2 separate regions of the Homo sapiens genome follow, and region 2 is linked to region 1. The links are chromatin loops, found by intact Hi-C in ENCODE. Cell type or tissue: heart right ventricle. All regions are shown on one strand. Each heading gives the region's core, and the rest is flanking DNA. Links, peaks and the distances in the headings are about the cores only. Region 1 overlaps LOC105377505 (a long non-coding RNA gene). Region 2 overlaps GUCY1B1 (guanylate cyclase 1 soluble subunit beta 1).

Evidence for each region. A loop is a pair of places that touch in the nucleus more often than their neighbours do. Peaks named below come from ENCODE experiments on the same cell type or tissue, not always from the same donor. Only the 100,000 strongest peaks of a DNase experiment are listed, where the experiment ranks them.
Region 2: a loop joins it to region 1, with 3 times the contacts of the local background. A loop is called at or near these places in 18 of 110 quality-filtered maps.

The regions. Positions count from the first base shown.
Region 1 is chr4:155,506,324-155,522,499 of GRCh38, forward strand. It overlaps LOC105377505 (a long non-coding RNA gene), which reads left to right. Exons shown (of 3, transcript XR_001741895.2): 2 at 6,014-6,118; 3 at 9,546-9,948. It overlaps LOC105377504 (a long non-coding RNA gene), which reads right to left. Exons shown (of 2, transcript XR_939376.3): 1 at 15,729-16,176; 2 at 15,227-15,482. Among named protein-coding and RNA genes, the nearest start is that of MAP9, 140 kb to the left of the region's middle. In heart right ventricle, for the core only: no CTCF peak of the experiment used is centred there; no DNase peak of the experiment used is centred there; H3K27ac peaks cover 2,500 bases.
Region 2 is chr4:155,778,385-155,794,560 of GRCh38, forward strand. GUCY1B1 (guanylate cyclase 1 soluble subunit beta 1) reads left to right here. Exons shown (of 14, transcript NM_000857.5): 5 at 11,330-11,527; 6 at 15,472-15,702. Among named protein-coding and RNA genes, the nearest start is that of GUCY1B1, 27 kb to the left of the region's middle. In heart right ventricle, for the core only: a CTCF peak has its summit at 8,934; a DNase peak (open chromatin) is centred at 8,424.

The DNA.
Region 1 (16,176 bases), core at 5,124-7,623:
GGAATAAAATAGGAGGCAGGTTTTCCTGACGCAGTTCCAGCTTGACTTTTCCTTTTGGCTTAGAGATTTGGGGGTCCCGAGATTTATTTCCCGTTCACAGGTTCCATAGCTGAAAAAACAGAAGACTGAACTAAATAGTTTTAAGCTACTTTCAAGTCTGAAATGTGATTTCTGAGTAGTCCTCTTTTGTACTGCTTCTGGAAGTCTTTTTGTACAGACTGTTTCTTGCAAGCTTTCCTATTGCTTCAAATATGCATATCTTCAAACAGAGGAATGGATTCTGTGTATTTTTAAAAATATTTTATAATTGTCTGTATTTAGGCTCTCCTGTGGAGAGCTGGTACTAAAAGTATAAGCTTTTATTCTCAGCCTAGTATTTGTGTAATCTATAAGTATATATAAATGTTGGTTTCCTTGAAAAACTAATTTGTCAGTTCCTACTTTTTTTTTTAATTAATGAAAGTTTTCTCTAACTTGTTGCCAGGAGAATTTGGTATTTCAGATGTCAACTTTTCTGAAAGTAGTTTTGTTCCTTTATCATGGACTTCAGCAGTTGTTTTCAATACTCAAACTGACAGGGCGAAGGATAACAGTCTCAGCTGTGCTCCCACAGCTGGTAATTGAATGTTTCTAGCTGGCCTTGTGATGAGCAGGGCAGCCGATCTCTGCAGCCAAACGATGCTGAGAGCTGGAAACACAACCATCAGCTTCTCTACATGCTGATGAAGACAATGACGATGCATTCTAGGCTGGTGAAGATAGAGACTGCTTTGCAGAAATAGTATGCCTTGAGTACTTTTCATTCCAGTTTTAGTTATAAAATGAGTGTGAAAATTATTGGAATGATTAGTTTGCTATTTTAAAATATGGTTACATTGAATCATACAAAGAATTCTATCTATCTATCTATCTATCTATCTATCTATCTATCTATCAACATCATCTATCTATCTATCATCTATCTAGAATCTTCATCAGGACCTCTGAATGTAACCGGTTTTCTAGAGATAAGTGGGTCTAATTCCCTTAGTTTTCTACACAGACTGCTTAAACAGAAGTCAGGAAAATTGTCCTTGATTACCTCTGAGAGAAATGGTGCATGAAGGAAGGACAGGTAGAATGAGAAGGAGAGAAAGGGAAGATAGCCAAGAAAGAAGGGAGAGATTTAAAACTATTTAAGAATATGTGGTAAGAATGATGGAAGGATGTATTAACTGGTTGTTTCATTAATGTTCAGTCACAAATTTTATTCCTCATTCTTAAAGAACTGAATAAGATAAACTGCAAGAAACTATCATTTTCTGGAGATTTCCTATATCCTTATGTATAAATGTCTTACAACATTCTTAGGTAAGTTTTTTTCATCTGCATGATGTTTGCAATTGTGCCTCTTAACAAATGCACCTATAGCTCAGTAACAGCAATTCTGACACAGCTCAAAATAAAGATTTGTTATTATTTCAGCAAGCAAAGTAGATATTCACCATAAGGTTTTTGGTAATTTAGGACTGAATGATTTACTTTAGAACTATGTTTAACTCCCCTTCCACCCCAACAAAAGAACATTTTAATGGCATTATATTGCTTTCAATAAACCTTTTGGAGGTAAGGAAAAGATATCCTTAATCTCTGTCCTCAGAAAGTGAGCTCACTGACCTAGACTCCTGGGTATTAAAGAAGGCTAAATGTACATATCGTACAAATCTGGTCAGAGAGAAAAATCCAGTGTGGTTTGGGATTACTCAATTACAAAGGATTGGGTGTCATTGTAGGTACTGAAAGAGGGATCATGATCATTCCATTAACCCTAACCATTACCTTTGGAAAAAAGTATCAAGGCAAAGAAAAGAATAAGCAGAAGCTTCAGTTTGTTGTTTCAGAATTGTTGACTTTAAAAGAACACAAATACATTAAATAAACAAACAAACATGGAACCAAAGAAAACTTTCAATACACCCTTAAGACATCTGTCACAGGGTATTCGTATTATGATTAGGTACTTATTCCCATAGTGATTTTCATTTTTAGGTTAAAATTTAAATGAGTATCATCCCCTCCCCTTAGTTTATTCTTTTTTTTTAATCTTTTTCTTTTTTTGAGACAGTCTCACTCTGTCGCCCAGGCTGGAGTGCAGTGATGTGATCTCGGCTTACCGCAAGCTCTGCCTCCATGGTTCACACCACTCTCCTGCCTCAGCCTCCCAAGTAGCTGGGACTACAGGTGCCCACCACCACGCCTGGCTAATTTTTTGTATTTTTTAGTAGAGACGGGGTTTCTTCGTGTTAGCCAGTATGGTCTAGATCTCCTGACCTCGTGATCCGCCCACCTCAGCCTTCCAAAGGCTGGGATTACAGGCATGAGCCACCGCACTTGGCCAGTTTGTTCTTATAAAGATACCAAACTCAGTCGTCTACACAGTGTAGGAAACATAGTGGTCATTGAGAAGTCAGCTCCCTGCAGGTGTAAGCACCCTTTCTTACCGTGGCTCCTCTTTCAGCACAAGGCACCTAACACAATACTTTGCAAGCAATATAGACTCTTGTATGACTAATGTTAGAAATTATTTTATATTTTAAGTTAAAACGAAACTGCTTATCATTCTGACCCTCAGGTTCTTGCTTTACTTGCTGAACCCTCAGAAGATAGTTCTAATCCCTATTCTTCCAGATGACTGTGCTTCAACCATTTGAAGGCAGTGGTCCTTTATCTTCATGTAAAATCCACTCATACAGATAAGGCATCCCTATTTCCTTTCATCACTCCCTATAAGGGAATTTTCCAAATTGTCACTGTCTCCATCCAGAGAACAGCTCATTGAACAAGTAGGACTCTCAGTAATAGAACTGCCATGTATTTTAAACCTATGAATTTATTAATAAAACCTACAATAGCATTTTCTTTTCAAAGATCTTCATTACAGTAATTTATTTTAAGCCCCAAATTAAATATCTCTAGTTATTTGTCGCAAGCCCCACTCTTAGACTGCTTTTTCCGTCTGTGACTTTTTTGTGGCCTAAATTTAGAGCTGTATGTTCCTCCATGCGTTTCTCTCTAATTTCATCTATTTTGTTTTAGTCTGTCATTTCAAGCTGTTTGTTTAGTGATGGCAAATCTGCAATTTACTTCCTACAACGTTTTAAAGTAAAAATTGCAAACCTTCCTGTGAATTAGCAGTAGGAGATCATTATCCTTGATTTCTTTGGCCCTTTATAGAGATTAGTGCACTGTTGGTAACAGCAAGTGTCAGGAAACATGAAAAAATATGATTTAATTATTGAAACTGTTTGGATAAAAATGAAAAGTTCCCTGTACAATGTCATAATTGAATCCATTGATGTCCATAATTGTAATAAGAATTTTTGAGTTTTGAAGTCTTTTTCAGTTTTATGAGATTTTAGAAGAATTATTATTTCTCATTATTTTTATGAGTCTTGCTGGTCTGATGCCAAAAATTGAATTGTGTACTGTAGAATCATGGATGGCTCTGCTGGATTCTGACTCATGCCCTAAATTAAGAAATGGCTCTGAATGTTGTCTCAAGGGTAAGTTTTGCTTCTGCATTTGAGCTACAAATTAAGAGACAGATTTTGAAAAAGATGCTGGGCCTTGAAGAACATTTTCAAGGACAGAAGGGTAAAAAGACAAGCTGTTGTTGGTAGATCAAAAATGAGATGTAAATGCTAGACTACAAAAAATTTGTCTTTCACAGAGAAAACAACTACAAACAAAGAAAGCCACTAAACAACCTTTCGGATTCAGCCAGACTCCAGAAAAACGTTGCACATTTTGGTTGTTTGTTTTTATTCCATATCTCACTTTCAGCATTAAATATATATATATATTTTATTGACCTGATTTTAGTCTTGCTAATTAAAGCATCTTACAAAATATCTTGATTTAGGTTCCTCAGCTTTTGTCTGATATTTCAAAAGCTATTGTGTGAGAGCAGAGGTTTTACACAGTGTTACTGGACTCAAGCATTTGTGTTTAAATCTTTTCTTCAAAGCCCGCCAATTGAGACTCTGAGCAGGTTAAGCTCATCCCTGAACTTCAGTTTTCTCTATGTAAGATGGGGTTTTCTGTAGGTATAAATGAAAATAATACATACGAAGCACACAACAAAGTGTCTCTTACATAGCAAGTATTAGCAAATTGCATCCTTCCTTTTTAGATTTAAGCATTCCCCAACACTGTTCTGATATTTTACCTCACTGCAGATGAATACAAGAGATTAGTTTTAAAAGACTTGTTGAAAACAGTTAGCAGTGTTACTGTAATACCAGTGAAGACTCAGTCTAGGACCCAGTTGTATTCCACCCAATTTTTATTAGTTGCTTGGTTTGCTGTTATTGTTGTTTGTTTGTTTGCTTTTGTTTCTTAGTGACATGAAGAAAATTAATTTGACCCCTTTAAAAGTTAGGAAAATTTTTTATCTGATCCAGAGGTTCATTAATATTGAAATGAATTAGATACTATTTTAAAATAATTGATAAAAGAAAAAGGTCTTCTCTCTGCAGGGAGGAAAACAATAGAATCAGTGAAAGGGAGCCGTAAAGTGCTGTGCCTAGTGAATATCGGTATGAGCCAACCACAGATAGGAATCTCTTTGGGTAATAGAAATGACTGACTTCCTGACATCATTTAGTAGAATGAGGAGGAAGAGCTGCCTTCTAGGGTTTTAGACCAGAAGTGCTATTGATTGCCTTCAGAATGACACTTCTAAGAAATGGGTAAGAGTAAGCTAAAAGTTACATCTTTCTGAGTCTTAATCCAATCAGACTGTAATTGGTGATAGAAGCTTTTCAATTGTGACTACATGAGTTCTAGGATTAATTTTCAAGAAACTGCTCTCCTTCTAATGGTTTTCATCATCATAAATGCTTTCTTCTTCCATAGATTTTCTCTGCATATCCTAGAAATAGGAACAGGCAGCAGTATGTGGGCTCTGACCTCAAACCACACAGGCTCGTTCACTCCAGCTTCCCAGAAGAAAGTACCTGTCTTTGACAAAGAAGTCAGTGAAGGTCACTTTAGAACCCCAAACTTTTCTGTTCTGTAACGACGTGACTCATGCAAGACACAGAAGGACTGCACTAGATTACCATGGATGTGCTCTTAATCATTGCTGAGGTTCTCCATGGAAGAGAAATGATGTCAGTCACCTGCTAGGGAGATTTGAGTCCTTTCTGGGTCCTTTCCCTTCTTCATCATGGTCCTCACCGTGATCTTGCTAAAGTCATCCTTTCTCAACAGAAACCTCTCAGGGGCCAATTTAATAAATTCATTCTCAATTACCAGTAAAACTCTGGGGTGGAAGATGCATTTATACATCATCAAGTTATTATTAAATTTAAATCATTGAGTGACATGAACAGGCTGAGAATATTTTTCAAGACTAATGGATCTCCCTGTCACCAGAGACACTCCTGAAAAGGCAGCTCTCCTGAAGTGTTAGGGTCCATCCTATAAATTTACATAAATAGAGGTTGTTTCCTTTGGTCTTTAAAAGACTCCTGTGCTACATCAATTATATAACCCGTTAGGGAATTAAATAGTACCCTGTTGGGGAATGAGTCTACTCTGCTCTCTAGCATTTTAGTGTACTGATTTATTTATCATTTTAACCCAAATAAATAGTACTCCTTAACTTTTCTGAGTCATGGGCTCTTTTTTTACTAGAATCTCATGGAAATTACAGTGTTTTTTTCTTCAGAAAAATGCACATACATAATTTTGCAATGAAGTTCACATTGTCAATGGACTCTCTCAAGTATATCCATGAGCTTCAAAAGAAACACAGCCTCAGCTATTTCAAAGGCATGAAAAACTTGTGTCTAGGACAAGTAGTTCTGACAATTTTTTTCTCATAGGAAATGAAGGGCTGATGTTCACCCAGAGAGTGGTGCTGGCTGTTCACTGTCAACACCATTTTAACTGTAGGGCATCCATTCTGATAGTTCTGTGCCTGTGCCTTTCTATTTTTAGGTGTGTTTAATTTTGTCTTTGCATACAGGAAACATGGATGAACATGGCCAGGGAGAGAGGAAAAGGATGAAAGAACAAGGTGCCTACCATGGAGGATGCAAAAGAAATTTTTCCCCGAGAACTGTAGTCCCAGGTTAGGCATGCTCCAGCAAAACTTTTTCTCAGAGTTATCCCACTTCTCCTATATGCCAGGAATCTCCTTAGGCCTGAAGCATGCAGAAAGGTGCATAATTAGTCTTTGTTCAATAGGTCATCTTCTGGAGGTGATGGGGCTTTACTTTAGGTCCATAGACCCTGTTTACTAAAACCAACTTGTCACACTTCACACATTTGGGTATCCTTTATTTCTAACTGGAATTGTACTTGACTAGCATTTTTGGAATAATTCTGTTGGCAGTAGTTCTTCTGAGTGAGTACTACAACAAAGTTGTATAAGTCTAACCATTTTAGAATCTACTCTAACCAGAGTGTCAACTCCAACAAGAAAACCCCTAAAAGGAAAGAAAGAGCTGCCAACTATTTGATGGTTTGACAAAGTGTGGCTGTTTTTCTGGGCTGTGATTTATTTAAATTTTGCAAGCCCTTATCATCTTGCAGGTTTTAGGCACTTTGGTGGTGATTCAGATAAGGTTAAATGAGTTGCTTCCAAAACACAAGACTGTCGGGTGGAAATACGGAAAGACTTAGTGCCAGGTTTTCTGATATTTGAACCAATGCGCTGCCTCAGAGTTATGGGATTCAGGAGGAATTATTTGACCTCTTTGACCGGGTTTCCTCATGGGAAACATTTTGTTGATGGTGATTTGCTTGCCTCATACAAGGAATCATGGAAAAAACAATGTTAAAAACTTTGAAAGTTCTGTTTCATTCTACACAATGACGCTAATTTCTCTTAAATTAACTTGAACTTTTTTTTTCTCCATCTGCACAAGTAATTAGCACAGGATAGCTAGATTGAATGTCCAGCTCTCACATTAGGTAGAGATGTTAAACATGCACGTGTATGCGCACACACGCACACTCACACTCACACACACTCACACTCACACTCACACACCACTGCCTGCCATGAAGCACAACCACACTCATTTTAAAATTACATTTATTTTATTTTTTACTGCATTTTTTGAGAATGTGAGGAGAAAGGTTAAGAGCTTGAACGTCCTTGTATCTCTCAGTAGTAAAACAAGACCCCTGGGAACATGTGTGCCTGTCACAGCTGCACCCCACACCCAATGCTCAGACTTAAAAAAAATGAGAATGGCTTCTTCCATCACCATTTTGACCTTCTTAAATAATATTAATGTTGATTTACAAGGTTTAAAATGGCAAAGAGGGACAATGAATATGCTAAAATCTTGCTTTATCTGTAGTTATAAATGGTGAGCATGAAAGCAACACAAATAATTAATCTGGTTTCCTTTGTTTTGTCTTGGTCATTGGAAAGTCAAAAGTGAATCTTGGCCCAAATCTCTCATCTAGAGGATAGACTTGGAATAGACAATTACTATTTTTTGTATTTTTTGCTATTGTTCTTTTTTCAGCTAAATGCCTATGCATTGCTAGGAAATGTCAGGCTTTTTGGTCTTTGGTAATATTTTATTTAAGGACTTTAATGGAAATTAAAGAATATTACTTAAAGTTTTTTCCCATCTTGGTACTTTACAGGGTCAAAGAATGAAGGAGAAAAGAAAGAAAATGCAAAACAAACAAACAAACAAAAAAACTATGCAAAGTCTTCACTTAACCTGAATAAACTGAGTGTCATGGCAAATGCCATGTTCTTTGCATTTTTTTTTTTTTGGAGACAGAGTCTTGTTCTGTAGCCCAGGCTGGAGTGGAGTGGGGCAACCACAGCTCACTGAAGCCTGGAACTCATGGACTTAAGTGATCCTCCAGTCTCAGCCTCTGGAGTAGCTGGGACTACAGGCACACACCACCGTGCCTGGCTAATTTTATTTTTTGTAGAGACAGTCTCACTATGTTGTGCAGACAGTGCATATGTTCTTTTCATATGTCCTTTCCTATTGAACACACAAACCAAATCAAATTTACCAGATTTCCATGGACATGTAAATTTGATTTCGCTTTAACTATGAGCCATTGATTTCAGGGTACTGTGTTTTTTAGCATTTAGGTTTTACATTATGATTTTATCTTCAGGAATTCATTGATTTACACACTATATCATAAAATACATAGAACCTATGGTCAAATATCAGAATCAATGTTCTCTGAACTGAGCAACAATGGAGAGAAATCCCAGAGCTTTACATAATGGCTCTATTGCAAATTTACAGTCTTGAAGCTCAGTTGAGCAGTTTAGACCGCTTATAAATTATGGAAAGTTGGGCAGAATATTTGAAATCTGGACTATCCTAGAATAGCTGGGAAGAAGTTTAAGGTTCAGTGTAGGGTGGGAGGAAGAGACAGCTGTCAAAAATTCTAGCTTGGGTAACTGAGACAGAAGATGCCAGAAGATGAGGTATTTTTAGAGGAAGGATGATGAGTCAATTTGGGACACACTGGATAGGAAGCACTTGTTGGACATCTAGATAGAGATGACCAGTTGAGAGTTAAATATAAAATGTGAAACTCAGAGAAGTAGTCTAGGCAGCCCTCAGAAAATGAACTTGACTTAAGCCATTTGAGGAAGAAAACGAACACAGTTTAACAGTTGCATTGAGCAGGGCTCCCCTGTAGGCACAAAATTAGAATGAAAATCATATATAATTATTCCCTTATCCTGGCCTACCATCAGAGCCACTTACTGCAGCGTGAGGTCTCTTTTAGTCTGGATTCTGAGTGGACAGTGGAACTTCAGAGGAGAGCAGAGTGTGCTCAATTCCTGTTTGGGCAGGAGAGGGCACAGAGTCAGCAGCGACTTGCAACCAAAGGGTAGTTTCCTCACTGTAAGGAAAATTCTGGACAATAATATTAAATGATTGCTCACAGAAAGATGGATTTAAGTGCTCTGAAAACAATAACAGCAATGCTTTGGCTTGAAAAAGAGGTAAACTCTTCCAAAATTAGAGAGAGATTTTATGTAGATCAAAAAAGGTAGTAAGAAAAGCTATCACACCGACTGCTAGTAATAACTGACATTGGACATTGCTAGGTCTGGGCACTATGCTCAGTGCTTTATGTATATTAACTCATTTAATTCTCACTAAACCCTGTGGAGTAGGTACTGTTATCATTTTACATATGAGGAAACTGACACCCAGAGATTTTAAATATTTTACCCAGGGTTAAACAACTAATAAGGAGCAGAGCAGAGGCTTGAGTTTAGGCAATCTGGGTTCAGAGATCATGATCTTATAATACACTTCCTGTGTTAACACAAAACAACCCACTTTGGTTTCAACATACCATATGCAAGGTTCATACTGGTACAATTTGCACCGTAAATAGAGCAAATGCTATGAAAAAGCTGATAGATAATAGGAAGCTTTAATATCTCTACTCATTTAATCCAGAGTTTTACTCCCCGTCACCATGGAGAAACTATGCAGTGCTATGAAAGAATGCTCATCAGTGTTTTGTGGTTTTTTTTCCAGCTATCTCCTCTGCAGAACTCTGTGCTAATGATAGAATTTGCATACTAATGATAATTGCAACCAAGAAAGCTGTATTCTCTTTCTACTCGAGGTAATTGAATAAAGAAGTGCTGTGGGGCAATTACTGCAGTTAGTTATAGAAAATTCTCTGAAAAATAAGACCAAAACATATATACTCAAATTCAGTATGATTGCATTTATCAACATTATTTGCTTCTTTTAAATCATAATAATAATAGACAGAATTATTGCTCTGGGTTCTTTGACTGTGTTAACCCAGTCATCTCAATGGCTCTATTATTTAGGCTTATATTTTTCCATTTTATGGATAAGAAAAAAAAGAAGTTTAACAATGTGCCCAATAACACAGGTATGAACTTTAAAAAGGCTATTAAGAGATCATTTATATCATAGTTCTATTCTCTTATTTTTATTCTATCTTTTGATTATTATAAAATTAATTATAAATAGTGCCAGACATATTTTGCTGTTATAATTTTACTACATAATGGAACACTTTTACTCTACTATTTCAGTGCCCTTTTACTTGATTACGGCAAAATTCTTTGCTAATGACACCTTAACATGCATGACTGTGTTGTTGGGTTATTTTTTCCATGGGAGTTTCACTAATTCCATTTATTTGCCAGTCGGTGTACTTCAACATTTTTAATTTATATTAGCATTAGAAACCCATTGAAAACACAAGTCAATACTCAATTCAAAATAAGGTGACTTTACTTTCTTTAGGTATAAGAAATCCTAAACTCTGAACCACAATAAAAAACTGCAGGATTAGAAACCTAGATTCAGGACAAGACAACCAAAATCATAAAGACTCCTTTACAACTTCATAGTTTGTGCAATCTTAGCAAATAATATTATTTTCATGATCAGAAAGTGTATTTAAACTTTAACGTTTTTATTTTATTTTGTCTAATTTTTATTGGCCTTACAGACAAGATTATTTTATTCTTTTCTAATTGCTTTAATGTCTTTCTTGTTCGATATTTTCTGTTTTTCTGTTCAGTTATCATGACTGCCTATTTAGAAACAGACTTTCGAAGGTGTGAGTCTTAAAGTCAGAGCATAGCCAGTCCTCATATTTATTGGTAATTGACTTTTTTTTTTTTTTTTGATAGGGTCTCACCTGTTGCCCAGGCTACAGTGCAATAGTGAGATCCCAGCTCACTTCAGTCCCAAACTCCTGGGCTCAAGGGATCTTTCTGCCTCAGCCTCCTGAGTAGGTGGGACTGTAGGCATGTTCCATCATGCCCCACTAATTTTCCTTTTTTATTTTTTTAGATAGAGAGTCTCACTATGCTGGCCAGACTCGTCTCAAACTTCTGGGCTCAAGCAATCCTCCCACCTGCCTCAATCTCCCAAAATGCTGGAATTACAGGCATAAGCCATCACACCCAGCCAGTAATTGACTCTGAAAGTAACACACAAAGATTGGAAAGTGATCTAAGTTCTGAATTCAAATATCAACACATGCATTTTGCTATTTCTTTGTTCTTTAATTGCAGCAAGAACAAATAACATGAGATCTATCTTCTTATCAAATTTGTAAGTATATAGTAGAGTAATGTTACCTACAGGCACAATGTTGTACAGCATTTGTTCTACATAATGTTCTACAGGTATCTGTAGAACTTATTCTTCTTACCTAACTGAAACTATGCCTGTTAAATGGCAAATCCCAATTTTCCTCTCACCCAGCCTCCAGCAACCACTATCCTACTTTCTGTTTCTGCTAGTTTTACTATATTGAACTCCATATATAAGTGGAATCACATAGTATTTGTCCTTCTGCAACTAGCTTATTTTACTTAGCATAATGTCCTCAAGGTTCATTCACGCTTTCTTATATAGCAGGATTTGTTTATTATGGTTGGATAATATTCCATTATATGTTTATAAGACATTGTCTTTACACATTCATCTCTCAATGAATATTTTGGTCATTTCCACATTATAGCTATTGTGAATAATCATACAAAGGAATTGAACAGGGAGCCCAGAAGGAAACTCATGCTTATATGGTCAACTGGTGTTTGGCAAGGGTCCAAGAATACTCACTGGGAAAAAGAGAGTCTCTTTAATTAATGATGTTGGGAAAACTGAATATCCATAGCAAAAAAATAAAATTGAACACTCCTCTCACACAATATATAAAAATCAACTCCAAGTAAAAAAAACTTCATGACATTGTCTCAGCAATTATTTCATGGGTATGACACCAAAAGCACAAACAACAAAAGGAAAAATAGACAAGTGTGATTACATAAAACTAAAAAGTTTTGCAAAGCAAAAGAAATAACAGAGTGAAAAGTCAAGCTATGAAATGGGAGAAAACAATTATAAACTATATATCTGATAAAAGATTAATTTCCAAAATATATAAGGAACAACTTAATAGTAAAAAGGCAAGTAAGTCAGTTAGAAAGTGGACAAAGGACTTGAATAGACATTTCCCCCAAAATGATGTAAAAATGACTAACAGGTATGTGAAAAAGATATTCCCACTAACAGTTAAAAGATATCATCACTCGGCTGGGTGCAGTGGCTCATGCCTGTAATCCTAGCACTTTGGGAGGCCGAGGCGGGTGGATCACCAGGTCAGGAGATCAAGACCATCCTGGCTAACACGGTGAAACCCCGTCTCTACTAAAAATACAAAAAAATCAGCCGAGCGTGGTGGCGGGCACCTGTAGTCCCAGCTACTCGGGAGGCCGAGGCAGGAGGACGGTGTGAACCTGGGAGGCAGAGCTTGCAGTGAGGTGAGGTCACGCCACTGCACTCTAGCCTGGGTGACAGAGCAAGACTCTGTCTCAAAAAAAAAAAAAAAAGATATCATCACTCAACATCATTAGTCATCAGGAAAACACAAATCAAAACCACAATGAGATATTGTTTCATACCTGTTAGAATGGCTATTATATAATTTTTGAAAAACTGGTGTTGACAAGGATGTGGAGAAATTGGAAGACTTGTACACTGTTGGTGGGAAAATCAAAATGGTGCAGCCACTATGAAAAATAATTTGGAAGTTCCTCAAAAAATTAAACATAGAACTATCATATAATCCAGCAAATCCCACTTCTGTATGTTTGTACAATTGAATTAAAATCAAGATCTTGAAGAGATATATGCACTCCCATGTTTATTGCAGCATTAATCACAATAGCCAAGACATGGATTTGAAAGATATTAATACGTCAGAGAAATTGTCCAAAAGGAGCTTTGCTCGGTAAAGAAACAAAGGGAGGAGGGGGGTGGGATTTGTGTTTCTCAAGTTACTTCAATTTTAACTATTACAGTGTTTTGAAATTTCTCCAGTGGAAATATATATTAAACACAAGTATAACAGCCAACAAGTTTGACGGAGAGTTAACCAACTTTAACTCAAAGCATCATTTTCAAATGCCTCCTCTACAGTGTTCCTTCTAGTGAAGTAGATGTTTGGTTATATGAAGAGGACCTTTAGTGATAAACTTTTACAATAAACATGAGTAATCTATGTAATCAAATAACTGTTGAAGAGTCAGTCTTCAAATTTCATAGTATTACAAAAGTAAATGTTGATGTCCTAAATTGTACTCAGGTTTTGTTCAATATGAGAGAAGTTATAATGTAATGGAGAGAATTATTGGTCCTGTCTAGATGATCTGAGGAAACAAGATGGAGACTGCCACACGAGTAGGATTCTAAGGAAATTAACTCAATCTTGGCAGAGAGTTCTAGTTGTCTCTTCAGCATTCATGACCCCTCACTGTCCTCCTTAAGAAGAGAAATCAATTTTTAACTGAGCTCCTTATCAGCTTGTGGTCATATGACTATGTTCTGGCCAACAAGATACAAATGGACATGTATGAGACTTCTGGAAAACTGTTTATAGAGAATCTACTTCTAGAAGGAACACATTTTTAATTCTCTTAGCTTTCTTCTTCTACTTGATCTGCAACTCAGATATGAGAGCTAAAGTTTCAGCAGCCATCCTTGTCTATGAGGAAATTCTGAGGGTAAGAACTACGTGGTAGGATGGAGGGGAAGAATAATTGGCACTAACCTACTAGCTCTGAACAACCTATTTCCAGACTTACTGTGTAATGTGACATTTTTACCTAGATGGCACTGTTTGTGCAATTATTTAAATATTTTATTACTTTCCACTCTCTTTACTTAGAAAGTTCTAAAACATGGACAAATGAAAATGTGATGCAAATGATAAAACAATACAACTGGCACAGAAGAAATTCTTAGCTTTAATTGTCTACCCTTTAGATTTATGTCATCCAACTGTCTGCTTAATTATGAAAGAAAATAAATAAGTATAAATGGTAAACACAAATATATATGCAGTGCTTAAACATATTTTTGAATATGTTTAAAATAGTTTATAAGGAATAGTTTATCATTTGACTTTTTATGTGGAGTTTTTCGTAGAAAGTTTTAAGAATTAATTATAAATGAAAGCAGAAAAATCCTGTAGTTACTTCAGGAATTTCTTGCTTTATAATGATGGTGTGACACTCAAAATAATTTTGAACATGTCTTCAAAATTAAAAGAATATTTTGTGAAAACTTATAAGCGGTGATAAATACTCGTTCTTTAGAGTCGATTTGACTTGAGAACCAGCCTTCAGTCACAGATCAAAGAGGAATGTTACTGAAGAGATCAGACAAGTTTGGTCACAAAAGTATGCACCTGCATGTCTTGTAAAAGAGCTCTGAAATTGCCATGAGAAAAAAAAGCATTTTTTCGAAATTAATGTCTGGCTTCCAAGGTGAGTCTTGTGAAGGAATATTCATTTGGTTGTATAACTTACAAACACAGTGTAATTTCCAGATGCAGTTTAGTAAGTTTCATTTTTTTAAAAACAGGCTTTTGTAATGCAACTTTTTACCTCCTGTTCCATTGCAATGTCTTTATTTATAGCTTCCCACACCTCCAAGATTTTCCCACATTTGGTGTTCAGCATATCCAAGTTACTAGCCAAGGGCAGCAACTACAGAAGAGCTGTAAGCATCGCAAACTTATGAGGACTTCAAAATGTCATTGCTTGGTAGACCCCTACTCTCTCCACTTGTTCTTTCTCAGAATCAATCTGACTCAGGATCCTAGATTTCTGAGATAGCCATCAAGGAATCATTCTGCCTAGATTCATGGCTCTTTTTGTTCTCTCCAAAATTAACTTATTCTGTGGGGTCATATATCATCTTTGGTCCCTATGCCTAAGTTTTACAACTTTCTACTTGCCCCTCTGGATCTTTGACTTCTGTGAATAAAGATTCCATTGTCCCCTTATATTCATGGCAGTGCCCTCATGAAGCCTGAGTTGTTCCCATAGCCAAGAGATACACTGATCATATAATTCAAAATCCTAACCGCATTTATTCTCCTGGAAATATGACTGAGTCTCTTGTTTCAGCTGTCTCTGTCTGTCCCATGATGGTCTGAGGTAAAAAGAGTTTGTTTCCTCCTGTCTATACTATCTTCTCACTGATAGTTGTTCATGTCAAAAAGTCTGTGGCTTTCTTTAGAAACAAAATAAAATCCAAATTTCTTAACAAACTCCACATAACCCTACACGAAGTGGTCCTTGTGTTACCAAAACATGTTTGGTCTAGTTCCTGCTTCTCGCTGAACAGGAAGCCAGTCACTGAAATGACGAGTATTGCCAAGGAAGAAGGCTTTAATCGGGTGCTGCAGCCCAGGAGATGGGAGATCAGTCTCTAATCCATCTCCTGACCCACCAAAAGTAAGAGTTTAGACAGCAGGGAAGAAACGTAACAATGTATAAGAAAGCAGGAACTGGGAAGGGGCAAGGAAGCAGTCACGATGAATGAGGGGTCGGCAACTCATTATCTGGGTGTGGTGATCTGGTAAGTCTCAGTTCTTTGATACTTCTTGAGATTCCTGGGAACCCTTTCCTGAGGAAGGAATTCAGATAAAATAAATATAAGTTTTAAGCTTAAGAGCAGAAGGGTCAATTTCTATATTCATCCGAAAGAAAAAAAACTATTCTATGGGACTATTGGATGGGTATCACTTGCCTATCACTTAAACCTTAAGTTCTTCCATCCTCCCTCTTAGTCCCCGAACTCCAGGTATTCTGGCCTTCTTTTCTGCTGCTGAACACACCAAGCTTGTTCATAATATTCAGATTCTGTACTCACTGTGCCTTCTGTTAGAAATGTTTGATTTTCAGATCTTCTCTTAGCTGCCTCTTCTTAGCATTCAGATTCCAATTCTCGCCTTCTCTAACCATTGTAGGTAAAGTGGTTACCGATCCTGCCTTCTCATTTTTCATCTTCTTTCTTCACATAAACCAGAGGCAGCTGGACACTTTAAAATGTTTTTTCCCAAGCTTTTATGGCCTGCTCCTCTGTTAGAATTTGTCTGTAAATGATAACACCAGCTTTTTTTCTTCCTCCTGTTTCTGGATTTGACGTGATTTTTAAATTCTTTCTTGGCTTTGTAAGTTAAGCTCCTGAGCTTAACTGTCTGGGTCTTGAAATTTGGACAACTTCCTTGAATTCTGAACTACATAGTTTTATAAACATTGCGTAGGTTTGTTTATTTTGTTGGTGTGAGCAATCAGTCTATACCACAGCTCTTTTAAGT
Region 2 (16,176 bases), core at 7,512-10,011, 270 kb after region 1:
TTGAAAATTATATAGTTGTTTGCAAAGGATATTTCTAAACTGGCTGCTTTCAGCAGCCAGATCTTGCTGGAAAATGATGTCAGTGCAATACTAGCTGAACCGAAGCCCAGTTTTGAGGGAATGTAAACTACTTTCAATCCAGCTGCATTATTGATTTAACAGCCAAAATAAGAACTTTAGTGTTTAATCAAAATGTCTGTTGTTTACATAGTGACATTTTTCTTATAAACTTAAAACAGCATTAAATCAAGTTGGAAACTGGTTTGCAATCTCCTGCCATGGATTTACTAAACTACTGGTGTCAAAAAAAGCTGCCACTTCCAAATGAAGTAGCTGCCAAGAGATATTTAAATAAAATTGAACAGGCAGCATTTAATGGGATTATTTTAAATGGATTAAAATTTGATACTTAAATGTTTTGGGGGATTTTGGGTTTTTGAATACATATTTCACTTTTTAGTACTTTTGTTGGCCACTATCAACTTATAGCAAAGTTTCAACTTTCAGTTGTTCTGACTTATAACTCTCTCTCTCAATGCCCATGTTTACATAACAAAACAAAGATTCAAGTGGTTTTATTAATTCCTTTTTTTTTTTTTTAACCTCTACTCATTGTGACCATCTGCTAAGCTTGTTATGGCACAGTAAGAGAGCAAGCGGCCTTTTAGGTGTGTTTCTCTGTATTCCAGAGCTGCTTTATCCAATAGGACAGCCACTAGTGCATGAGGCTACTCAGCATTTAAAATGAGATGTGCAAACTGGGGAGTGGCTCACACCTGTAGTCCCAGCTACTTGGAGGCTGAGATGGGAGGATCACTTGAGCCTGGGAGATGGAGGCTGCAGTGAGTGAGCTGTGATCACATCACTGCACTCCAGCCTGGGTGACAGAGTGAGACCCTGTCTCTACATACATACATACATGTGTACATACATACATACACACAACAAAGTGCAATGTGCTGCAAGTGTAAAATATACACCAGATGTCAAAGACAGTACAAAAAGAATAAAAGATGGCTCATTCACAATTTTATATTGATTGATTTCATGTTAAAATGTTAATATTTTGGATATATTTGGTTATATAAAATGTAGTTAACATAGCTTTAAATTATACACAATTTTATTTTATTTCTCTTTCAACGTGAGAGTGAAAAATGAAGAAACTAGAAAGTTAGAATACTGTAGTTTTCATCAATATTTTACATTATGATTCAGTTCTTTTATTTTCTCCTGGTTTTGAAATTATACATTTTAAGGGCAAATTGAATATGTTAAAATACTGCTTTTCTAAAAAGTAGATATTTATGTTATCATTAGGCTGATTACACAGAAATTAAATGGACTTTTTCTGTGTGACTATAAAACAAAATCATTAACTTTCATACATTGTTTTAACATGCCAGCACACATATATTGACATTTTTATTACGTAAATTAGTAAAATATTCTTTATGGTGACTTCAACTCTTCACTAAAAATTTAAAGACTTTCTTTCTGTTTCAGTCCTGGTTTTAATCAGTCACAGCATCTTTAGATTCTATTTCCCAAATACTGAGCTTTGGGAATTCTGCCACTTTTCTCTATTTCCCCCCACACTTCTTTGGGAGAGTCTACCATTATCTAGAGGTTGAATGGATTCCCTGCTTCTCTTCATGACTCCTCCAATCTCTTCTCCATCCTATAACTCTAGTGCTTTTTCTGAAATGCAAATGTCTCTCGTCGTATCGTTTTCTTGCTTAAACTCTGGAGTAATTTTTTATTGCTCACTGGAAACTGTCAAAATATTTAAAACAATTGAAACCTACATCCTTTCTGCATCTTTCCTCTCCCTCTCCCCCAGTCCAGCCAAACTTAACCTCTTTAAGAACCTTGTATTTATCTTGTTCCCGCTATCCTCTCAGCTTTTCCACTGCTCTTCTCTTTGCCTGGAGCATGTTTCCAGCACTTTCCCCATAGATAAATTCTATTAATTCTGCAGGTAAAATTACTTCTCTGGGAAGACGCCACTCCTCTCTCCAAGCTCTGCCCTATCCTAGTCACGGTAACTAACCTCTCTCTTATTTTCATAGGACACTCTATTTCCCCAGCCACAGTAGTTTTCATACTGCATTATCATTCCCATTTGATGGACTGGAATGTAAACTTCAGGAAGCCAGAGATCATGTATAATCTCTTAATGTTTGTACCTTCACAGATGCAATCTGTATATCTGAGAATAAATGAATATCTTTTTTAAAAAAGTGAATATTTGTTGTTTGTGCAAAAGCAGAAAACACACAATAGGAAGCAAACACACCAATAGATCAAGCTGAATTATTTGCCTCAGGATAACCCATTTCGAGTGAGATCCTGTAATTTTTTTTACGGATGAATCATAGATTGAAATATAAAAGAAGAGACATACACTAGACCAATTTCCTTTTCAGGTGAACATCCTAAATTACTGTTTATTATTTAATTTACAGGGTACATTGCTTGTATCTGTTGACACTTTTAAAATGGTCGTTCTGACATTTCCATTTTAAGCTTTTAGGGAACACTAAAATAGCTACTGAAATCATAACATGGGAGACTATTTGATTATGCCTTAGCTGAGCAACTCTGACTCACTCATCATAGCAAGCAGAATTTCCTTGGAAGTTGCCTGTCCACAGCCTCTCAGTTAGATACATTATTAAGAATAGGTCTGTCTTATATATGTATATACATACCATACCATTGTTTTTACTTTTCTTGAAATAATGAAAGAAAATTTCTAAGTACTAGACACAGCATATAATAGGCAATTAATGAAACAGTCTTTAAATAATAGAATTAATTAATTCTGAAGTATATGTGTCTTTATAATTATTTGGTCCAGCCTGTTTTATCAGGATAATACCTCTTTTGCTTAAATTTTTTATTCGAGGATACTGTATAGATAATATCTGTAGCTTAGCTCCAGAAAAATATTTGTTTTCTCACATGGAGGTTATCATTTCCATTCACAGTTGACTTAACGAATACTAACATATCTTTCCCCTTGAAAGGCTTTGGTGCCAATATCCAATTCATGACCCTGCTTATGCAGTCTCTCCTGTGCTTACAAATTCAAGTTTAAAAAATTTGCATTATGCGTATTTTAAGCCACACTGAGACTTTAACAAAAAAATAGCTAGAAGTCCTAAATGGATAAATAAAATATAATGGGATATATTTAGGATAAATAAAATTTAGGATAAATAATATTTAGGATATATTTACGATAAATAAAATTTATCCTAAATGGATAAATAAAATATAAAATTTAATGGATAATAAAATATAAGAAATATTTTTAGAGAAAACTTTGTAGAAATACTCCTCTTCTCTAGGCATTTCACAGTTTAGAATTGATTTTTTCTTAAATCACCAGTGAAAGCATCAACTTGTGGGCTGATGAAAAAAGTAATAATCTTTGGCATTTATTCTTTGGTTGATTTAATAATTGAAAATATAATGTATCAAAAAGAGAAAAAGAAGACATTTTTAAAATTTGATTTTTGGATCTTATATATTTTACCTGGGTATATTGTTTTAAAGACAAGACCATATTTCAGTAAGAATTTTGTCTAGTTTTTCCACTTTTTTATTCATAAATTGACAATAAAATGTGTGGTTCCATGCTATTGCTATAGTCAATGTCTTTTTTTGCGTTTTTTAATGTTTTATTATTATTATTATTATTGAGACGGAGTCTTGCTCTGTCGCCCAGGCTGGAGTGCAGTGGCGCAGTCTCGGCTCACTGCAAACTCCGCCTCCCGGGTTCACGCCATTCTACTGCCTCAGCCGCCCGAGTAGCTGGGACTACAGGCGCCCGCCACCACACCCAGCTGATTTCTTTTTCTTTTATTTTGTATTTTTTAGTAGAGAGGGGGTTTCACCGTGTTAGCCAGAATGGTCTCGATCTCCTGACCTCGTGATCCGCCCGCCTCGGCCTCCCAAAGTGCTGGGATTACAGGCATGGGCCAGAGCGCCTGGCTGCTATAGTCAATTTCTATCTGAAGCTTCTAGTGTACTGATGAAAAGACTGCAAAGAATACATGGGATTTGAAAGCTTCATAAGAAAATAGCTGATAAGGAATGTTCAGTTTAATGTTATTTCTACCTTAATCCACGCTCACCTCTACTCTCTAATGTCCTATTGCATTATGGCACATTCTATTTTCCCTAAATTACTGCAACAGTCTCTCCCATCTCACATGCATTTCTGTAGTATGATTTTGCCTCTTCCTTGCGGGAGGTAAAATTCTCTTTTCCTTGAATCTGGGTTGGCTTTAGTGACTATTTAACCAATCGAATGGGGCAGAAGTGAGATATTTAAACTTCCTAGGCTAGAGTACAGGAAGTCTTGGTTTCCTTCAGGGTATCTTGGAACAGTTGCTGTTGCGATGGTACCTCTAGAAACCCAGACACATGAAATGAGAAGCACAAGCCACATGGAGAGGCCACGTGTAGACTGGCAGATAGCAGTTCTAGCTGGGCTCTCAGCAAAGAGCTGGAAATAACTACCAGCCATTTGATTGATCCATCTTGGAAAACCAGCCTGCTCCGGCATTCTGATAATTTCAGCCCAGTTTCCATCTGATTCCGTCCCAAGGGTAGAACTTTCTAATTTAGCCAGACAACCCACAGAACCATGAAAAATAACAAATAAATTATTAAAGTTGTTTGACATACAGCTATGGATAACTAGACCACTACTCTGTGCATTATTTTTCCCTTTATATTTTATGTCTGTGTTAATATGTGTGTATATGCTTGTACAATGAGTCAAGAGCTTTGAGAAAGCTGTATTTGATAAGATAATCTATTACCCCTGGGAATAGGAGCCATGTCAGTCCCAAACAGGGCTACCAATTCAATTTCGATGGTATTACATTATTATTACATTATATTGTTTTTACCTCCCCTACAAATTTACAGAGTTAAAATGCAATTAAAATGAGCAGCGAAGGCTGCCAGGTTGACTATGAAAATATACGTGGGCAAATGCAATTTTAGAGAACAGTTAGGATTTAAATTATGACCTAATTTAAATTAGAACTCAGGTGAATAGTTAGATCAGCGTTCTTTCATTATTTGCTGGAGACACTGGCTTCTTCAACTAACCTTGATATGTTGACAGTTTCAGTCATTCACTCAACTCAGATATATTTGAGTTTATCAACTAGCGCCTCTGTTCAGCCTGCCATGGGATTTTCTTCAATTCCTGTTGGCTCCAGGTTTTGACTTATTAAATACAACATTGTGATTTGGCCACCAGGAACAATCTGAGATTGATGACTGATCTAATTCTTAAATGTTTGTGCAAAGGGTTATTTTAGGAAATATGAGGATTTTCCTGAACAGCTGTAAAATTCTAATACTTCCCTAAATTATTTATATTTCTTAAGAAAAAAGAGCACCATTCACTTTATTTTTAACTTTGGAATTTTAAAAAAGAGCTGTTTTCTCAGCATCCACAACGCCAATTTCTATAATCCAATAATAAAAATAGTTTTATTTTTTAAAAACTTATGAAGGAAGATAAGAAGTATTCCAGAATTGTAAGGCTTTTCAGTTTGAATAACTGGTATATATTTTCATAATTTTTCAAAATATTGATTAATTGTTACATGTAGTATTATATAGACTGGATCTTTTTTAACATGAGTTTAAAAGCAATAGAATAAGAGAAATATTTTAACTGTTTTTCTTTAATTAAAATATTTCCTTGGAGAGGATGGTAATGATAAATTGATATAGCTTTAACGCTATTTCCATTTAAATAATTTTAGTGACTCTGGTACAGTTTCTTTTTAAATAGAGATTTTCAATGTTTCTTTTAGAAAAGAATCTCTATATCTTTTCAGTTGAAAAGCTATTTAATTCTCAAGAAGCAGCTCCAGGAAGAAAAGGCAGGAAAAGTATTATGAAAGCATTCACTTCCTACTCCAATCTCATGCTATTTACTTTGGTGTTTCTCATCATCTAGGGTTTGATGTTCCATTTTACTTAGGTCGACTTTGTTTAAATGTTTTATCTTCAAATTCCAAAATGACTTTTTTCTTATAAAACTTAACAAAATATTTTTTAAATTACATGACTCTCATTAAAGAATGTTGGTGTTGGTCCTATTTTTCAGAGGTGTGAGGGATAGAAAGAAAGGAAATACTATACCTCATCCTCCTTCATTGAAAAACAAAAAGAGGTTTGCAATGACTGGTTTTAAAGATTTCTTGCAGATCTAAACTGCAGTAATATTCTCAACACAGACAACTCCCTTCTCCCCATCCACTAAAACAAGGATTCTTGGATACTGAAAATGTTTTTCTTTAAAACGTTCAAGGCAAGGTCTTACCCATTTCTGTGGATCCTTTAAAAAATTTAATTAGATGTCCTTGAAACAGGAAAATCAGGTAGTTGACTTCTGGGGACTTTGCCCCTGTAATTATGTAAGAACTTATTTTTGGCATGCATATTACAAAAAGAAAATGTGCATTTATTTTGAAACATCCCAAGATCTTTAAAAATGTGACACTTTATTACTCAAAGGAATGATAAATTGTCTTTTGTTTTCTAAATCTGTGAAGTGTACTATGTCTGAAATTCCAGTAGAGTACCCCAGAATACCAGAACTAATTTTTCTTTTATAAATGATAAATGCAAGGTGATAAAATAAACTAGACTGACAGGGAGCAGAATTCCTGAGTAGAAAAACCACATTCATTTGCTTGTAGAAAAACAATAAAATGATATTAGAACATTAAGAAATGAAATTATTAAATTAAAACCTTTAGGTATCTCAAGATATCAAAATAGATGAATGGACCTACTCTCTATATTTTTCCTGTTTTTTGATTTTATGAAGCCTAGAAGAATGAATCAAAGCATATTTCAGATTTACATCATTGTTTCCTGGGAATCTACTTGTGCTGCAATGTAAGAGTTTACATTTTTTCAGTGTCTTTTTTACTTTCATACATATGGACATACTTCTTTGCAATTGGCCACACAGCTCTTTACTTTCTGTAAGTGCTTCTGTGGGTATATTTAGAAATAACACAGAATATCAGTTTTGATATGAAACTCTTATTCCCCAGAATACATTGTTAGAGCAATGTGGATGAACTATCATCTTTGTTTAGATAGCATTATCAAATGTAGAAAGGGTTTTCTCTTGGCCATTGTAAGAATCTTTTTGTAGCAAAAAAAAAAAATTGTAGCCTGTATATGAGGATGACACATTTATTAGCAATATAAGTGTACTTAAATGAAAATAACTTTTAATCATTAATCTCATTTCTTGTAATAGTCTGGCTGTGGTAATTACTTTAAATTTTGAAAGAGTAAAGCCAAGTAAGGAAGGTTGTAACTCAAGAAATCCCAAGAGTATTTTTTATATTAGATACTATCTAAAGAAAATCAATATTACATTAAGTGGTGTTCAATCTTTTATGATTCAGGAGAGCACTTTACTTGTTCAATTAACTAATAGTAAATTCAATAACACAGTAAATCTCTGGAGAGTTGGTTACTGCAAAAAGACAGAAAAGGTGAACATTCTCATTTGGTGTTTTTGGTATCCTTTGGTGAGGGTGCAGTGCCTATCTTTAGTGACTCAGGAAGTACTGACTTGGATGATTGTGTCCACTCTCTGACTTGCCCCAGCATAAGTGGTGCCAGTGACATAAGTGGTGCAAGTCGTTATTGCCTTATGCCATCTGCTTGAGTGAAAGTAGAAATGTTTTAATAATCCAGTAAAAAAGATGAGTATGAAAATGATATAAGCACATTGGTACATTGATTTATGAAATATGTAAGCATTCTGTATAGAAAAAATATTAAAATGCCTTTTTGAAGTTATTGTTTGGTTCAATTTCCTTTTTTTTTTTTTTTTTTTTGAGGCAGAATCTCACTGTGTCGCCCAGGCTGGAGTGCAGTGGTGAGATCTGGGCTCACTGCAACCTCCACCTCCTGGGTTCAAGCGATTCTCATGCCTCAGCCTCCCAAGTAGCTGGGACTACAGGCATGCCCCACCACGCCTGGCTAATTTTTGTATTTTCTTTCTTTCTTTTTTTTTTTTTTTTTTTTTTTTTTGAGATGGAGTCTCACTCTGTCGCCCAGGCTGGAGTGCAGTGGCGAGATTTCGGCTCACTGCAAGCTCCACCTCCCGGGTTCATGCCATTCTCCTGCCTCAGCCTCCTGAGTGGCTGGGATTACAGGCACCCACCGCCACACCCTGCTAATTTCTTTTTTTTTCTCTTAGTAGAGACGGGGTTTCACCGTGTTAGCCAGGATGGTCTTGATCTCCTGACCTTGTGATCCGCCCGCCTTGGCCTCCCAAAGTGCTGGGATTACAGGTGTGAGGCACCGCGCCTGGCCAATTTTTGTATTTTCAGTAGATGTGGGGTTTCACCATGTTGGCCAGGCTGGTTCTCGAACTCCTGACCTCAAGTAATCTGCCTGCCTCCGCCTCCCAAAGTGCTGGGATTACAGGTGTGAGAGCACGCCTGGCCTCAATTTCTTTTTTAAGTGAGCCAACAACACAGTACCTGGGCCTGACTCTATTAGAAACATTTTCTAAATGCAGCCACAAGCTCAATTTTGACTTTGTGAGAAATGCAGATAAAAATAAAACTCTCTCAGTGATTTTTTTTTTCTCACCCGATTTTCTTTCACAAAATGTTTCACAACATAAGTAGAAGTATAAGGGGTCTGAGAGGGCTATGAAGCAGTTCTCAGGTCGTCCCTTCTAAGGGAAGAGTCCTAATGAGAATGATTCATCATTGGAAGAACCTCTCATACTATTCAACCAAGTAAAACAGTTTTAGGACTCCGGGGTTTGTAGGTTATATATACCTCTTCAATACTTAGTGGCTGCCATATTGGATTACTTTTACATGGCAATAGCAGCCTCTAGAGGCAATCCGGATGAACTGATGTTTTTGCTAAGAATTAGCTTGACTCCATCAGGTATAATTGTGGGGAAGGAAACAGTAGATGCAGACGGTTCAAAAAGTCACCAGATTTATCGAGTTGAGGAGGTCATTGAATCATTTATCTGGATTAGATTGTCAAACTTCATGACCTAGCTCAAATCACATCTTCAGTTTGAAGTATTTTTAACTCCATTCTTTCAGTCTGAATTGTTGGCTTCCTCATTTGCTCATCAAAAGCCACTCTACACATCCATTTGTGATATAAACCATGAGCTGCTTAATCCTCATCATGCAGATCTGCATCCAAACATCTACCCTGCACCCAAGCCCACATGACACAGTGTATGATATATAATGCACATACAATAACATTATAGAGTGAATGCATGATTGAGTGGATGTGTGGAAGGGACAGAAAATTAATGCTGTAAGTGTCCTGTTAGAGTATTGCTCAAATGTGGACACCCGCGGAATCATCTCATTCTCACCGTAGTTTCCTCCCAGTAATCTCACTGGATTTTTCTGTTTTTCTAAATTGACCTCTTTGAGACATTTGGAATGAAAGCCATAGTTTAATTTTGGCATATCTCCAGTACTTTCATTTTAGGTATGTTCTTTTATGCCCATGACATTTTGAAACTGTTTTGTTGTTTTTCTTTTCTTCTCTTTAAAAATAATCACCAGTTGTGAATAGATTACTACTTGCTTGGTGTATTTGTTTTTTATTGCTACCATAACAAATGACCACAAACTTAAGTGCTTAACACAAATTTATTACCCTATGGTTTCATAAGTTGGAAGTCCATTGCAGGTCTTACTGGACTATATTCAGCGTGCTGTGCTGGTGGGACGGGACTGTGTTTCTTTATGTTGGCTTTTGGGGATAATTGTTTTCTTCCTCATTCAAGTATTGACAGAATTCAGTTCCATGCAGTTATAGGGCTGAGGACCCAGTTTCCTTGACTGTCAGCAGGCAGCTGCCCTAAAGTCCTGGAGACCTCTCTCCAGTCCTTCAACAGTCTCCTACATCTCAGAACCAGTCGCATGGTGTTGAATCCTTCTCATACTCCCATCTCTTTGACCTTTTGTCATTGCACATCTCTCTGTCACCATGTAGCAGGGAAAGCTTCTTGACTTTTAAGTGCACAGTCACCCATGTGACTAGGTTGGGCTCACCTGGATAATCCAGGATAATCTTCCCAACTCAAGGTCCATAACCCTCATCACATCTGCAAAATCCCTTTCACCATGCGATACAACATATTCACAGGGATTAAGGCAAGGGAATCTTTCAGAGACAGTTGTTTTTTCAGCCTCGTCTGAAATGTGCTAAGTGCTTTATATACATGTTTAAAGTTATCTCCATTTTGCCAGAAGAAATAAAGTCTTAGAAAAATTGGGCGAATTGGCTACCTTCCTATGAAATGACAGTCATTATTTAAACCCATGTCTACTTGATCCTAAGTCATATTGCTCTTAATTCCTATACCATGCTGTGCTGTGTGTATATCCTACTATATATGTGCAGCACACACACACACACCCCAACATGTTATGAACTGAGTGTTATTTGAAAAATCATCTTGGGCCACATAAAATGTATAGCTTACACCGTTTCTTCTAGTACTCTTTACACCAATTAGTTTTGTATATTAGTAATCTGAGACTCAGGGAAACGTGGCATCTTCCAAACTAATGGCAAGGCTACAAAAACAGAAAATATTTATTGGCCAATTTATTAGTTTTCCTAGACTTTCAAAATGTAGTTATTTCACAGATTAGCTATGAAACTCCACCTTGATGATAGCATACTAAAGAACATGAAGAAATTACATTGTTTTAGTTTCTAAAATAGATTTTTAATTTCTAAGATATTAGAATAGTTAAATAGAAATCACAAAATAATATGCTTATGTTTTATATGCTTATAATTTGGGCATAGTTTTTTGAGTTGACAATTAAGTTTTAGAATTGCAGTATAAACAGAAGGGAAATGTGTGAGTCCTTTGGCCATTCCCTGTTGTTGATCACAACACGTAGAAACAGCTGCCCCAAGCTCTTGTAAATGTATCTTTGCCTTAGCCCTTAACTATGTTTTTTTCTGTTTTAGCCATCCTTTTTAATCCCACTTGTTTATCTTTTCTTAAAATGTACTAACTATTCATAGCTGCAGATATTTTTCTTAATTCTACTATCTTAGTTTCATTTTCTCTGTGGCACTTGCTTTACAGATATCTCAGTGGAGTGAAGGATGTGCTACATGTGCTGCTTCGCTGATCTGCCCACTAGACTCCGATTTGACTCGTTTTCATATCTTGCTTTCCCAGAGTCTGCTGTCATTGCGAAAGCATTGTTTATTGGTCTCCCTTTCTTCTTTGCTGCAGAACCTTGATGCTCTGCACGACCACCTTGCTACCATCTACCCAGGAATGCGTGCACCTTCCTTTAGGTGCACTGATGCAGAAAAGGGCAAAGGACTCATTTTGCACTACTACTCAGAGAGAGAAGGACTTCAGGATATTGTCATTGGAATCATCAAAACAGTGGCACAACAAATCCATGGCACTGAAATAGACATGAAGGTAACAAACAGCAATGGAGACTTCTGAACACAGATGACATCTAAAAATATTTTAAATGACACTCTCTAAATTTACCTGCAGTTATCACTGTTAGTGCTCTTCCCTGGAAGTATATATAAGCCAAAACAGTGGAAAGACCAGCAATCTTCTATATTTGGCCTGGGAGTGCATTATACAGGATATTTTTTTCCTTCTGGCAGCAGATTTTTCTTTCTAATTATATAGTGTTCAAGGCTACAAGAAATTTACTTTGCATTCCCTGTGAACACACACCAGCTGGGAAGCAGAAGGATATGTGACGACTGAGCTGTGGGTTTCAGCATGCAAAATATCCATAATATGGATAGTCAAATTCTAAGGCAATATAAAATTAAGTATTATTTTATAGATCATTTTCTCTTTGTCGATTTTTGTCTGCCCCGAAATATAGTTGGAATGTCTAATTTTGTGAATGAAAGTGTTTGTTTTTGTTTTTGTTTTTAATCAAGTTACTTGGTGAAAGAAGCCAGGTCTGGTACTTTAAAAATTGTGCTGTTATTGATAATACACACTCTTAGTTTTGAGTGATGATTTCAAGGTACTGATAGGGCAACCGTACAACAAAGAGAACCACTGTTTCTCTTTACCTCTGGCCCTTACGGTTTCTCCCAGTCAGGCTGCTTTTTATGTGTTCAGCATGTTCATACCCAAGAGTCAATTCTCAGTAGCTTTAAACTTGAGGCCAAAGTGGGGAGATAGATACCTTTTTCCAACCTTTCTTTGTTTATAGAAAACCTATTAGACAGTTCTTTCTTATAGATCATAGATATATTGTAACACACTTGGGAGGTCTAAAACCCTTAAGTGGAGTATTATCCAAAATTAAAATAGTAACATTTAAATAAATTAGAAAGATATTCCACATATTTAATCTAGTAAAGTTATGTTAGAGTTCATGGTTTTCTTTCTTTCAGAAGTTGGTGTTAGTTCTTACGTGGCACCTTTTGGTGATTTCCAGGTGCATCGTTAGTTTTCTACAACCATTAGTAATGGCGGAAACCACGATTACTGTTGCACCAACCTAATAGAAAGTAGGACTGTGTATAACATGGCATTATCAAATGCAGACATTTAAAAATTAAAGCCTTGGGTAAAGTATCACAATTCATCCATGATTGGGAATCTCACTGGTATTCAATCAAAATAGTATATACCTCACATTTCCAATCTTTTTTTTTTTTTGAGACAGAGTCTCACTCTGTCTCCCAGGCTGGAGTGCAGTGGCGCGATCTCCGCTCACTGCAAGCTCCACCTCCCGGGTTCACGCCATTCTCCTGCCTCAGCCTCCCAAGTAGCTGGGACTACAGGCCCCCACCACCACGCCCGGCTAATTTTTTTGTATTTTTAGTAGAGACGGGGTTTCACCGTGTTAGCCAGGATGGTCTCTCTCTCCTGACCTCATGATCCGCCCGGCTCGGCCTTCCAAAGTGCTGGGATTACAGGCGTGAGCCACCGCGCCCGGCCAGTCTTTTGTTCTTGACATTAAACTAACAGTATCGCCTGGGCGCAGTGGCTCACGCCTGTAATCCTAGCACTTTGGGAGGCCAAGGCGGGGGGATCACGAGGTCAGGAGATTGAGACCATCCTGGCTAACACGGTGAAACCCCGTCTCTACTAAAAATACTAAAAAAATAGCCAGGCGTGGTGGCGGGCGCCTATAATCCCAGCTACTCGGGAGGCTGAGGCAGAAGAATCGCTTGAACCCGGGAGGCACAGGTTGCAGTGAGCCGAAATTTCGCCACTGCACTCCAGTCTGGTTGACAGGGTGAGACTCCATTATCAAAAAAATAGAGAAAAAAAAAAAAATAAAGCAAAACAAAACGAAAAACAAAAAAAAACACAGCATCTATACTGAGTGAACGTATATGCATATTGTATGCACTGTTGGTTTTATTTTTATTTAACCAGACTGAGAAAGAGGTAGGTTCGTAGAAACTTCAGAAAGAAACACAAATTAGGACACACTTGGAAACTACTATTACTGTGGTATTAGAATCTTTGGCATGGGAGATTGATGGCTTTAGCAAACTGTATGAAATTCAAGTATTTACTTAATTATATGGTTCACTTTATAAAATATTTAAATTCTCTTCTGACCATTTATTCAAGTGCTTCAATATGAACTTCTGAAATATTTGCATTTTATAGGTATATTTTATGTGTTTAATTTTTTCAAAAGCACTGTTTTGACTTCTCGAGGGATTCTCACATTAAGTTTATCAGGTCCAGAGATACCAGACAATTTGAACCACATGGTTAATACTAGATCATGTCATAAAGTGATATACCAATGAGAAGTTAAAAATATGATTAGAAAAGCTATTTGTTTTGCCAGTTTGATCAAAGCAAAAAAATTAGAATTGAATAATTAATTCATAAGTTTAGGATACATATAATTCAATTTCTCTAGTTAAATAGAAACAGAGTAGAACATCAAAAGTAGGCCTGTCATTTAAGGTTGACTCTCTTGCCTTGTCTATGAGTTAGGGAAATCAACCTTAATGTGGTAAAATTTTCAAATTATAAATAAGGATACTAATATTTAACCAGTATAGTAAGTTATTCTGACAGTGAGGTAGTAACATCCCAGTTTTGCTACAAAATATATCTAAAAGAATATATACAATAGCATCTATAGTTATTGTGATTTGTTTTTAAAAATTGCAGAGAATGCGACAGGGTACTCCTGAAAAAAAAAAAAGAAAAGAAAAATGAACAACATTTTGTTTTTATTTAGCTGTAACTGAAGAAATGTTGTCCCAAACTTTTTCTGTTTTGGGTCTGGTTGCCGTTGAGATCGAGTTTTCCCTTTGTAAGAGGGCTCATTGCTTGCAATTTCTTAACCCAAAAAGAAGAGGAAAATCTATACTTTAATAATGTATTTGCCTGTGAATAATACTTTAGAAAAGTAGGATTTTTTTACATTATAGATATTAGCTCACAATTACGATTACTTCTTTAGAATGAATTCCTAGATTTGCAATTAAATCAAAGAATCCACAAAATTTTAAGGAATTTTTATGCCTATTGTCAATTTATCCTTCAGAAAGATTAATCAAAATACCCCCTCATCAGTGGTATTTGAGATGCCTCTTTTTCAGTACCTTACCCAATTTAATATTGTAACTTTTTTTTCTTTTTTTGAGACAGAGTCTCGTTCTGTCGCCCAGGCTGGAATGCAATGGCATGATCTCGTCTCACTACAACCTCTGCCTCCCCAGGTTCAAGCAATTCTACTGCCTCAGCTTCCCGAGTAGCTGGGATTATAGGCACCCACCACTGCGCCTGGCTAATTTTTGTATTTTTAGTAGAGATGGGGTTTTGCCATGTTGGCCAGGCTGGTTTCAAACTCCTGACCTCAGGTGACCTGTCCGCCCCACCCTCCCAAAGTGCTAGGATTACAGGCGTGAGCCACTGCACCTGGCCTGGTATTGTAACTTTATGTATTTGATAGTTGATGGTTAAAAATGACATTGCATTTATTTTTGAATATGAATCTCTATCATTTTATTTCCCATTGTTTTAAAATAGTATTGTAATCTTATTTGATAGTGCTAGCTTGCTTTTAGCTGGCTTTCAGGTTGTTCACTATACAAGTGTGCTTGGCTAAGAAGGCAGAGCCCACAAGTGCTTTTTTTTTCTAATTCTACCAAAGAGACCATATAGGATACTGGGGAACTGATACCAGATTTGTAATTTTACAATGATTATTCAATCTTCAAATTTTATAGATCAAAGTCCAGAAATATTTTCCTATTTTAGACATATGGAGTATTTGCATATATGTTTTGAATTTTTGTAATTAATCTTCTAAATGCAGTATTCATAACTCATTTTTTATATTTAGGTATTTTTATTAAACTGAAATGAAGACAATTCATGCCATTTCCCCCTTTGATATCCAGGTTATTCAGCAAAGAAATGAAGAATGTGATCATACTCAATTTTTAATTGAAGAAAAAGAGTCAAAAGAAGAGGATTTTTATGAAGATCTTGACAGATTTGAAGAAAATGGTACCCAGGAATCACGCATCAGCCCATATACATTCTGCAAAGCTTTTCCTTTTCATATAATATTTGACCGGGACCTAGTGGTCACTCAGTGTGGCAATGCTATATACAGAGTTCTCCCCCAGGTAAAATGACAGCATACTTCCTTGGGGCCTGAGACAAAAGCCCATAGAAATACTATTGTTACAGGCAGCCATCCATTCATTTAACCCTCTGACTATGTATTAGGTAATATGCAGTTTATTGTAAGTTACACAAATTGTTTAATTGTGAACTAAGTGTATTTGAGCATACCACAACTTTCCCTAGGACAACTATTTTTTTATAATAATCACATACAGAAACAGTAGGAATGTTATGTAAGAATAGTATACTTGTTACAGTGAAAAAAAATGGGTAACTTTTTAGTAACAGTCACCTTTCACATGTTTATTTATTCACTGAATAAATATTCATTGGATATCTACCATCTGTAAATAGCTTTAAAAATCAACTATTGATGGTGTTAAGGGAAAAGGGGGGATTTTAAAAAGAACTAAAACACAAAATGATAGAGATGATGATGGATTCAGTAGAAAAAGCATCAAAGGAAGCAGTTG